2 separate regions of the Homo sapiens genome follow, and region 2 is linked to region 1. Evidence: chromatin contacts called from ENCODE Hi-C data. All regions are on one chromosome and are shown on one strand. The core of a region is the stretch at or near the end of the contact, and the rest is flanking DNA. Distances in the headings are between cores, read along the strand shown. Region 1 overlaps LOC105372686 (a long non-coding RNA gene). Region 2 holds the start of BMP7 (bone morphogenetic protein 7).

Region 1 (4,273 bases), core at 717-3,216:
GGTTCCCCTGTGAACAGGGGTTGTGGGGACTGGGTTCACGGTGACGTCCCTTGTTGCTCTGGTCTCAGCTGAAATGTCACCTTCTCAGAGAAGCCACCTCTGAAAACTGTCCCCAAGCATTGTCGCAATCGCCAGTCCTCTGTAAACATCCACGAGGGCTTGTTTCTCCTGAGCGGTACTTCCTTTGGGGTGGGCTGTCTTGGGCTTGTTTGGTTGTGTTGGCGGATGATGTCTCCTCTGTCTCACCTCCCAGACGGTGAGCCCTGAGAGTGGGGCCTTGTCTGTCTTGCTTCCTGCTGCATGCTCGTTTCTAGAACAGTCCCTGGCACAGAGTAAGGAGCTAAGTGAGTCCTTGTGAGTGTGGATGTTGAAAGGGCTAGTCACACATTGATCAACAGAACAGAGGCGTGGAAAGGCACACACCCAAGTCAGGTTCTGGGGCCAAGCAAGCCCTGAGCAGACAGGAGCCTCAGAGGCCTGGGAGATGAGGCCGCGGGGTGGGTGGTTGAGGCTAGACCATGGTGTGAGAGGCCCCAGGGCCTCAGGGCCATTTGAGAACCCACCATGAAGGCAATAGGAGGCCACCAAAGTGTCTTCCTGCTGAAAATATATTTTTAATTTTTACATATTTTTTACATATTTATACTTCATGTATACGTATTTTTCTGATTCTATAAATATGTACTCATTGGAGTCTTAAAACCACAGAAAATCATAAAGAAGGAAATAAACATCACTGATAATCCCACCAACCTCATATAAACAATATTAACATTTCGTGTTTTTTTCTTTCAGTTTTATTTATTTATTTCTATACAAAACCCAGCTGTGATCAAGGTCCTGAATCCCAGGCATTGAGGCAGAAGGAGATGCCGTGCCAGGTGGATCTGGAAGATGCAGCTGCACGTAGGACTGGAGAGTAGCTGGGGGACCGCCAAGGAAGAGGCTGGGATGGAGCCCAAGGAGTGGGCTGGGGGCAGTGAGGCCGGAGAAGAGGGTCCACTTGGACTTCTCAATGGGGAGCAGATTGGATGGGACTGAGGCTGGGGTAACGGGAGAAGCCAGGGGCCAGTCTCAAGAGACTAGGAGATGGTGGTGCCCAAAACTTGGGGAGGGGAGAGGATGGCTGCAGCTTCATGCCTGTTGATGTCAAGGGGCCAGCAGGACCCTGCATGAAGACGTCCACGTGGCCAGAAAGGCAGGCTCTGCCGGCCAAAGCGAGGAGAGAGTGCTCACGATTCATTATAAAAGTGAGGAAGTGTCCTCTGAGCACGCCTCCAAGGCGGTTCTGCGCAGCTCCTGCTGGGGCAGCTGAGAGCGAACGATGTGCTGAGTGAACTCCTGAGGTTCAGCAAACCTGCGCAAAGGTTCCAGGGACCCATCTTCTGAGGGGCTTCTCCTGCAGGTGGTCCAGGCAGCCATCAAAGACGGGGCTGCAGGGGGGTCTGGGGCCCAGGATGACATTTGTTATTCAGTAAGTGAAGAGAGAAGGCTACAAAAATTGAGTATAATCCCTTTTGTATTAAAACAACAGCAAAACAATGTAAGTATGGATAGAAAAAAAGTCTAAAAATAAGTATAGCTAATATCCAGTGGAAGGAGAAGGTCAGATTTAAGGACAATTTTTTTTTTTTTACCTTTTCCTGTGTGCCGTTCTTTATTTCCAAATCTAGGACCAAGAATAATAAATGTGAACAAAAGAAGCATTCTGATGATGAACTGTGGGCAGCCACAGAAATGCTTAAGGCACGATATTGAAGGTGAGCACCCTTCAATATCCCTGTCCCTGAAGCAGGGACAAGGAGGTCACGGCTGGGCAAGGCTGGGAGGAGGAGTTCACAGGGCCCACTCTGGCTGAGGACATGGCGGCAGAGGCAGCAGCAGGTGCCTGTGCACCGTGGCTTTGGTTGGGTGTCACATACCAGGTGTGCCAGGCTCTGCCGCTGCCGCCATGCCTGCACAATCAGACGTGGAGCCCGTCGGACTATTTATACCCCTTGGAACATCAGCAGGCCAGCCAGGAGGCGAAGACCTTCGCAACATGTCCAAGGCCCGCAGCTGCTACCCCTCCTCACCCAGGGCTTCCGTGAGGACCTGCTCAGTGTTATCAGTGCACCCACTCCACAGATAAGAAGCTGTGCCTGGCCCCACTAATGGTATTATTTTAGGGACCACTCAAAGGACAGGCCAGGATTGGGGCCTGGGTCATCTGTCATTCCTTCCTTCATCGACACGCTAAATAAGGGTCAAACAGAGACCAGCACTTGTTTGCAGGGCTGGAGGGGCTCTGCCAAGCTGGAGTATCATCCTCCCCAGAGACTGCTGGGAAAGGCATTTGCTCAGAGCAGCTATTTCTGTCCCACTCACAGCACCTCTGGGTGACCCACCCACAGGTCAGAGTGACCTTGCAAGGTGGAAGGACAAAGACATTGCTGCCTAACTCTTGGTGAGAGGGAATGTGTAAGATGGCTTATGCTAAAACCTCCCAAAATAGAGATACCACAGATCTGGATTCTGTTACAAAGGGTCAGAGCTCAAATATGTAATTTCTCTGCTGGCTTTAGCATTCGAAACCGTTTTTACTCAGCATTTCTTTTTTCTTTCTTTCTTTTTTTTTCTTTCGAGACAGAGTTTCGCTCTTGTTGCCCAGGCTGGAGTGCAACGGTGCAATCTTGGCTCACCGCAACCCTTCTGCCTCCCGGGTTCAAGTGATTCTGCTGCCCCTGCCTCCTGAGTAGCTGGCATTACAGGCATGTGCCACCATGCCCGGCTAATTTTGTAGTTTTAGTAGAGATGGGGGTTCTCCATGTTGGTCAGGCTGGTCTCCAGCTCCCAACCTCAGGTGATCAGCCCACCTCGGCCTCCCAAAGTGCTGGGATTATAGGCATGAGCCACCACACCTGGCCCAGCATTTCTATAATTTAATTGTGTTAGATATGCACCACCGAGGGTCAAGTACAAGGATGTGGACCTTGGAGCAAATTGTGGCCAAAGTCACCACCCACCATCAGTCTCCACCTTCGCCCCCACAGATACCCCCTGCCAACACACACACATGCACGCACACACACACACACATATATAAACTTTTCTTGGGAATTATTTAGTCTGTTACTCAGTGACTTGCCTGTGGCATTAAACAATGATGTGAGTTTGAGCAAACATGCATCCAAGGTCAGATTCATCACACGTAATGTCCTTCCTAAAGCCACTTCCTTTTCCAGAACGAAAAAAAGAGCAGAGGAAACAGCTACAGGGTTTGGGATGAGGGTCAGCAGGTAAGGTCACTGCTCTGTGGGGGCACGTGCTCCTGGGCACACCTGAGAACGCTTTTCACTGATGACCCGAAGATGCGGCCCAGCACTACCAAAGGGGCCAATCAGATGAAGCCCACCCACAGGCCCCCGACTGTAACCTTGACCTGAAAGTGGGAGGCCCAGAAGACCAGGGTTAAGGCCCTCCCCAGGGTCACTCAACTGTGAGGGGCAGAGCCCACGTGTCCTGATTTCCAGCCTGTTGGTAACAACAATGACATTTATTCATCAAAACATGTCAAATAAGCTCTGCTGTGTGCCAAACACTGTGCTGGGAACTGGGGACACACAGTGACCAAAATAGACAAAGTTGCTGCTCTCTAGTCTTCTGTAAGGCATTCCATCGTTGGGTGACAATCAGTATTAAGGAGAGAAAGCAAGTGACAGGGGAAAAGAGATGGTCAGGAGGAGACTCAGGGGTCAACAGGGGTCAGAAGACTCTGAGAAAGGTGACTTTGGACAAAGACCTCAAGAAGCCTAGGGAATAGCCCTGCAGCTGTCTGCAGAAACAGCATTCCTGGTCCCAGAATCAACCCGCATTCACCAACCTGGAAGCTCTCTGAACCCCTTCTTTCAGGGAGGGGTATGCATGACTGATTAAATCTTTCGCCATTGGTGATTAGATCAACCTTCAGCCTCTCTCCCCTCCCCAGGGTCAGGAGGTGGGGCTGAAAGTTCTAACCCTCTAATCAGCATTTCTTTTTTCTTTCTTTCTTTCTTTTTTTTTTTTTTCGAGACAGAGTTTCGCTCTGGAGGGTTGATTCCATTGGCCATTCAAGGGTTACCTAATTAGCATAAACTCAGGTATGGTCAGGAGAGGATTGGTCTGAATGACAATCGATGCTCCCATCAGCCCGCTGAGGGGATTCCAAGGGTTTTGGAAACTCTGTGGCAGGACCAAATATTTATTTTTGATTCTATCACACCTTGCACAAAAGACTTTGCAGGTGCGATGGAGT
Region 2 (4,452 bases), core at 935-3,434, 110 kb after region 1:
CAGCGCGCTGGCGCTGCCGGGGGGTTAGTTTGAGCAAGTCTGGAGAATGTGCGCGCACATATGGAGGGGGAGCTCCCCGGCCCTCGCTGCAGCCCCAGGCTCGCGTCGCCGGGGTCGTCGCGGCTCCAGTCGGAAACCGGGACCCCCAGCCGCCCCCGCGGCGTCAGCTCTGAGATCCCGCGCAACCCAATCGCCAAAACCTGTGGTTTGCGCGCCACACGTGGTAAATGCTGAAAATAGATTCTGCCGGCCCGGGACCTACCACTAAATACTTAAAATAGAAGACTAGCGGCAGGGCACAGTGGCTCACGCCTGTAATCCCAGCACCACTTTGGGAGGCTGAGGCGGGAGGATCACCTGAGATCGGGAGTTCGAGACCAGCCTGCCTAACATGGAGAAACCCTGTCTCTACTAAAAATACAAAATTAGCCAGGCATGGTGGCGCATGCCTGTAATCCCAGCTACTCGGGAGGCTGAGGCACGAGAATCGCTTGAACCCGGGAGGCAGAGGTTGCGGTGAGCAGAGATCGCGCCATTGCACTCCAGACTGGGCGACAAGAGTGAAACTCCGTCTCAAAAAAAAAAAAAAAGAAAAGAAAAGAAAAAAAAAGAAAAAAGAAAAAAATAAACAAAGAAAGAAAACAAAGAAAATTAGCAATGGCACCGTTTCTTCCCCAGCTCCAGCCAAGAGAGAATGGGGCATCCGGCGGCCCGGAGAGGGGCCCCAAGGCGCTCGGAGCGCGCGGTACGCTAAGGCGGGCGCACCACGAGGGGACAGGTAGGGCTTGACAGGGAGGGTAAGGGGGTGCGACGGCCGCGATGCCAGAGCCAGGCAGGGCTGAGAGGGGCCCAGGAAGGGCGGCAAGGCAGCCTCGCCGGGAAGGGCCCTTTACATCCAGGTAGCGCGAGCCGCGCCGGCCCGGGACAGCTCACATGACCGAGCCCCGCGCTTTGAACGGCCCTTGCCTCCAGCCCCAGAGATGCGGCCGGCGGCGTAACATGGAGGGGACTTCGGAGGATCCCTCCTTCCCAGTAACCCCTACAGGCTCACCGAACCCAGCGCGCCCGACCTGGGGGCGCACACAGCTTGGGAGTCATAGGGCTGTGGGTGGGAGACCCTCGGGCAGGCACTGCGATTTCAGCCAGGAGCGGAAAGCTGGGCGGGCTGCATAGAAGAAGCGGCTCCCTCCCTCCCAGTCTCAAAGTGCCCCCGAAAGGAGACGCGTACCCTCGCCTGCCCTTACTCACCGAGGTTGACGAAGCTCATGACCATGTCGGCGTCGGTGAGGAAATGGCTATCTTGCAGGCTGGCCAGAGGGGGGCCCTGGGTACTGAAGACGGCCTTGTAGGGGTAGGAGAAGCCCTGGCCGCCGGGCCCGCCGCCCTCCTCCACCGCCATGGCGTTGTACAGGTCCAGCATGAACATGGGTGCCGAGTTGTGCTTGCCCTGGAGGTGCGGGCGCGGGCGGTGGGGCAAGCCCAAAATGGAGAGGATCTCGCGCTGCATCTCCCGCCGCTCCTGGCTGCGGAGGCGCCGGTGGATGAAGCTCGAGTGCACCTCGTTGTCCAGGCTGAAGTCGGCCAGGGCGGAGCGCAGCAGGAACAGGGGTGCCCAGAGCGCCACGAAGCTGTGCGGCGCCGCAGCTCGCAGTGAGCGCACGTGCATCGCGCCGGCTCTACGCGCTACCCGGGCTCCGGGCTCCGGGCCCGCACCGCCCCAGGTGGCAGAGGGGGCAGGCGGCCGTCCGCGCCGCTCGGTCACTTGCTGCAGACGGGCCCCGCTGCGCCCGCGCCAGACATGGCCCCTCCCCGGCCGGCCGCGCTCTGCCCGGACCCCCGCCCCCTGCTCGGTGCTGGCCCCGGGCCCCTCGCCCCGCACTCGCCCGGGCGCACCGCAGGGCTTGGAAAGCAGCCCCGGCGAACGAAAAGGCGAGTGAGGAGGCGGGCGCGGGTGGGAGGAGCAGCCAGCAAGCCTAGGAGTCCAGAGAGCCAACGCCGGGGAGGCAGCGAGGAGGCAGGCGGGCGGGCGAGCGCTCCTTCTTCCCGCTCCTCTGGCGCTCTCGCCCTCGGGCGGCGGCAACCCACCCTCTTCCAACCTCCGGCGCGGATAGCAGGGGCCCCGGGGCGCTCTCCCAGCCTTGTGCGCCCTGGATCGCACAAGAGGCCGCCTCGGGAGCGCCAGAGTGGTACGCGCTGGGGCCTGGGCGGAGGAGGAGGAGGAGGAGGACGGGCTTCGAGGGGCCCCTCCCGCGCCGGCGGCCTCCCACCTGCCCTCGGCCCCGCCCTCCCCCCAGCTGTGCCCAGTGGGTTCATTCATTCCCTCTAGAGCGCTCGACAAATGTTTACTGAGTGCCCACGGGGTGCCTAGAGCCTGGCGGGACGTCGCGGGGATGCGGCTGGAGGAATCGGAGCCGGCCCTGCCCTCTCGGCACTCGCGGTCCGGACCAGGAAGGCGGCCCGAGCAGGACGGGTGGGCTGCGGACCGCGGTGGGAAAAGTTGGGGGAGCGCGGAGGTGGCGCGGAAATAGAAGGCTTCCTGGAAGCGGTGACCCTTGAGCCGGTCTTGCCCCTCAGTCCCTGTATCCTTTTAAGCCAGCCACGCTGACCCCTCCGCGCCTCCCTGAAGCCGTTGCCAGCCTGTCTCTGCGCTCGCCATTCCCTCCGCCTGGACCTCTCCCCACTCACCACCTCCCGCCCCCATCAGACGCTGCTTTCTCCTCCCAGAGACCTCCAAGACCTGCCAAGCTGAGGTTGTTTCCTCGCCTCGCCCCTCGCACGTTTGTTTTCTTTCCTGTAGTTTCTCTTGCTGTCTGGAATTGCTGTTTGAGTTACTCCGTGCCTTCTTTATTGCCTTCTTACCCCCGCTAGACACCCAGAGCACTGGGGCCCGGATCAGCGATCTTCTCCGCACCTCTGGTACCCGCAGTGCCTTGAACCCAGCGCCTGGTAGCCACTGTAGCTGCGCAGTCACGATTTGTTGAGTGAATAAGTGAACTGCGTGTGAGCTGGGGGGGTTCTTCCCACCTCCTCCTCTTCGGGGCCCTGTATCTTTCCAGCCACCCCTCAGCCTGAGACCAGACACCCCAGCCCCACCACTAGGGCTTCCCATCAGCCCTCCTCGTGGCAGTGCCTGGGGAGCCAGCCGCTGGTCTTCACATCCTCTTCCCCTCCAAGGGTCTGTGCCTGAGACCTCCCCATCGGCCTCCTCTCCTGTCTCTCCTCATCCATTCATCCCTCAATCAATACCGAGCCATGCACGCTGTCACAGGGAGTCCCCAGACCACTCAGAACCCACCGGTCCCTCTGCCGGTGTGGGATCTCAAGGGAATTACTGCACCCAGAGTGGCAGTGAGGGCAGCGGGGTAAAAGTTCATCCTGTCTCCTTCCCCTCCTGGGGCTGGGTGAGAGAGTGGGTCCCCAGAGGGCCTTTGGGATGAACTGGGAAGGGCTGAGGTTGGGGAAGCGGGGGCGCTTGTCTGGGAGGGGCTCTGGCTAAGCCTCACTTTGGGGCTGTCCTTCCTGGAGCAGGAGAGCTGGGGAAGAGAATTATGGTCTTCTACAGTTTTCTGGAGCAGAAGTAGTTTGGCCAAGTGGCCCTCTGGGTCTCCCTTGGGGACTTTTGGACTAGATGGCAGCCTGAGGGGCCACATGGGTGGAGAAAGGGGAGGCCAGAGGCCAGGCAAGGAGCAGAAAAATGCCAGCCTGCAGGTCCTGGCCATTTACACACAGGCCCCAGGCTGTGGGATGGAACAGGTCTTGAGCCCCATGCCAGGGAGGGGCCTCTACCCACCCACCAGGCAAGGCCCTCAAACCACCCCCACCACCTGCTCTTCATCCATTCACTCCTTCCTTCAACAGACAAGCATGGAGCACAGGATATCAGGAGGCGAGCTGTGGGGCCTGCAACCTGGACAGTCGTACAGGGCCCCCCAGCTCTTAAGGGCCCCACACTTGGTTTCCTACTCTGAGGTCACCATATGTGGTTCTGAATCACCTATGAACAAAGTACCCCCTGCCCCGTACTAATTTTGCACCTGGCCCAGATATTATGTGGCCAGTCCCAGGGCCAAGCACCATGCTGGGCAGGAAGACATGGCCATGAGCGAACCCACATGGCAGACTCCATCAAGGAGCCGGCCTCCAGGCCAGGGAAGCAAAGCAAGAGCCTTAAATAAGATTCAGGGACTGAAGGAGAGGCAGATCTTGTCTATCACTCTCTCTGGAAACAATTCAGAAGCCAGGCAGAGGAGGACATGCAGGAGGGAGAAGGAAAGGTGGGCATCCTGGCAAGCAGGAATCCTACCCCAGGGAGACTGGGGAAATTGCAGGAGTGCCACAGTCGTCCAGGGTCCATCTGAGAGTGTACAACTGGAGAGCCTGGGTCACTTCAGCCTGCAATAAGTGACAGGCAGTGGGGGCGGGGGCGCAGATAAACAGGGTGAGGTGATGGAG

The links. Hi-C counts contacts between places; a loop is a spot of excess contacts on that map. Pooled maps may share reads with other maps.
Region 2: a loop to region 1 is called in a map of heart left ventricle, with 3 times the contacts of the local background. The contact joins the promoter of BMP7 here to the enhancer-like site in region 1. A Hi-C loop is called at or near these places in 10 of 168 maps with a recorded cell type or tissue (Right ventricle myocardium inferior, Right ventricle myocardium superior, heart left ventricle and 4 more) and 6 of 50 pooled maps.

Annotation. Positions count from the first base shown.
Region 1 is chr20:57,155,270-57,159,542 of GRCh38, forward strand. It overlaps LOC105372686 (a long non-coding RNA gene), which reads right to left. Exons shown (of 2, transcript XR_936906.4): 2 at 3,517-4,273. Among named protein-coding and RNA genes, the nearest start is that of BMP7-AS1, 56 kb to the right of the region's middle. RefSeq lists an enhancer at 1-4,164. Within about 2 kb of position 1,967, at least 3 of the 41 ENCODE cell types and tissues checked have a DNase peak (open chromatin) inside an H3K27ac peak, as active enhancers do; they include heart left ventricle and heart right ventricle, where a contact is called at or near this core.
Region 2 is chr20:57,264,457-57,268,908 of GRCh38, forward strand. It overlaps BMP7 (bone morphogenetic protein 7), which reads right to left and starts at 2,185. Exons shown (of 7, transcript NM_001719.3): 1 at 1,249-2,185. The coding sequence starts at 1,666. It overlaps LOC112268270 (translation initiation factor IF-2-like), which reads left to right and starts at 1,984. Exons shown (of 2, transcript NR_171651.1): 1 at 1,984-2,186; 2 at 2,327-2,831. RefSeq lists an enhancer at 1-564, a promoter at 1,673-4,452 and a cis regulatory region at 2,292-2,384.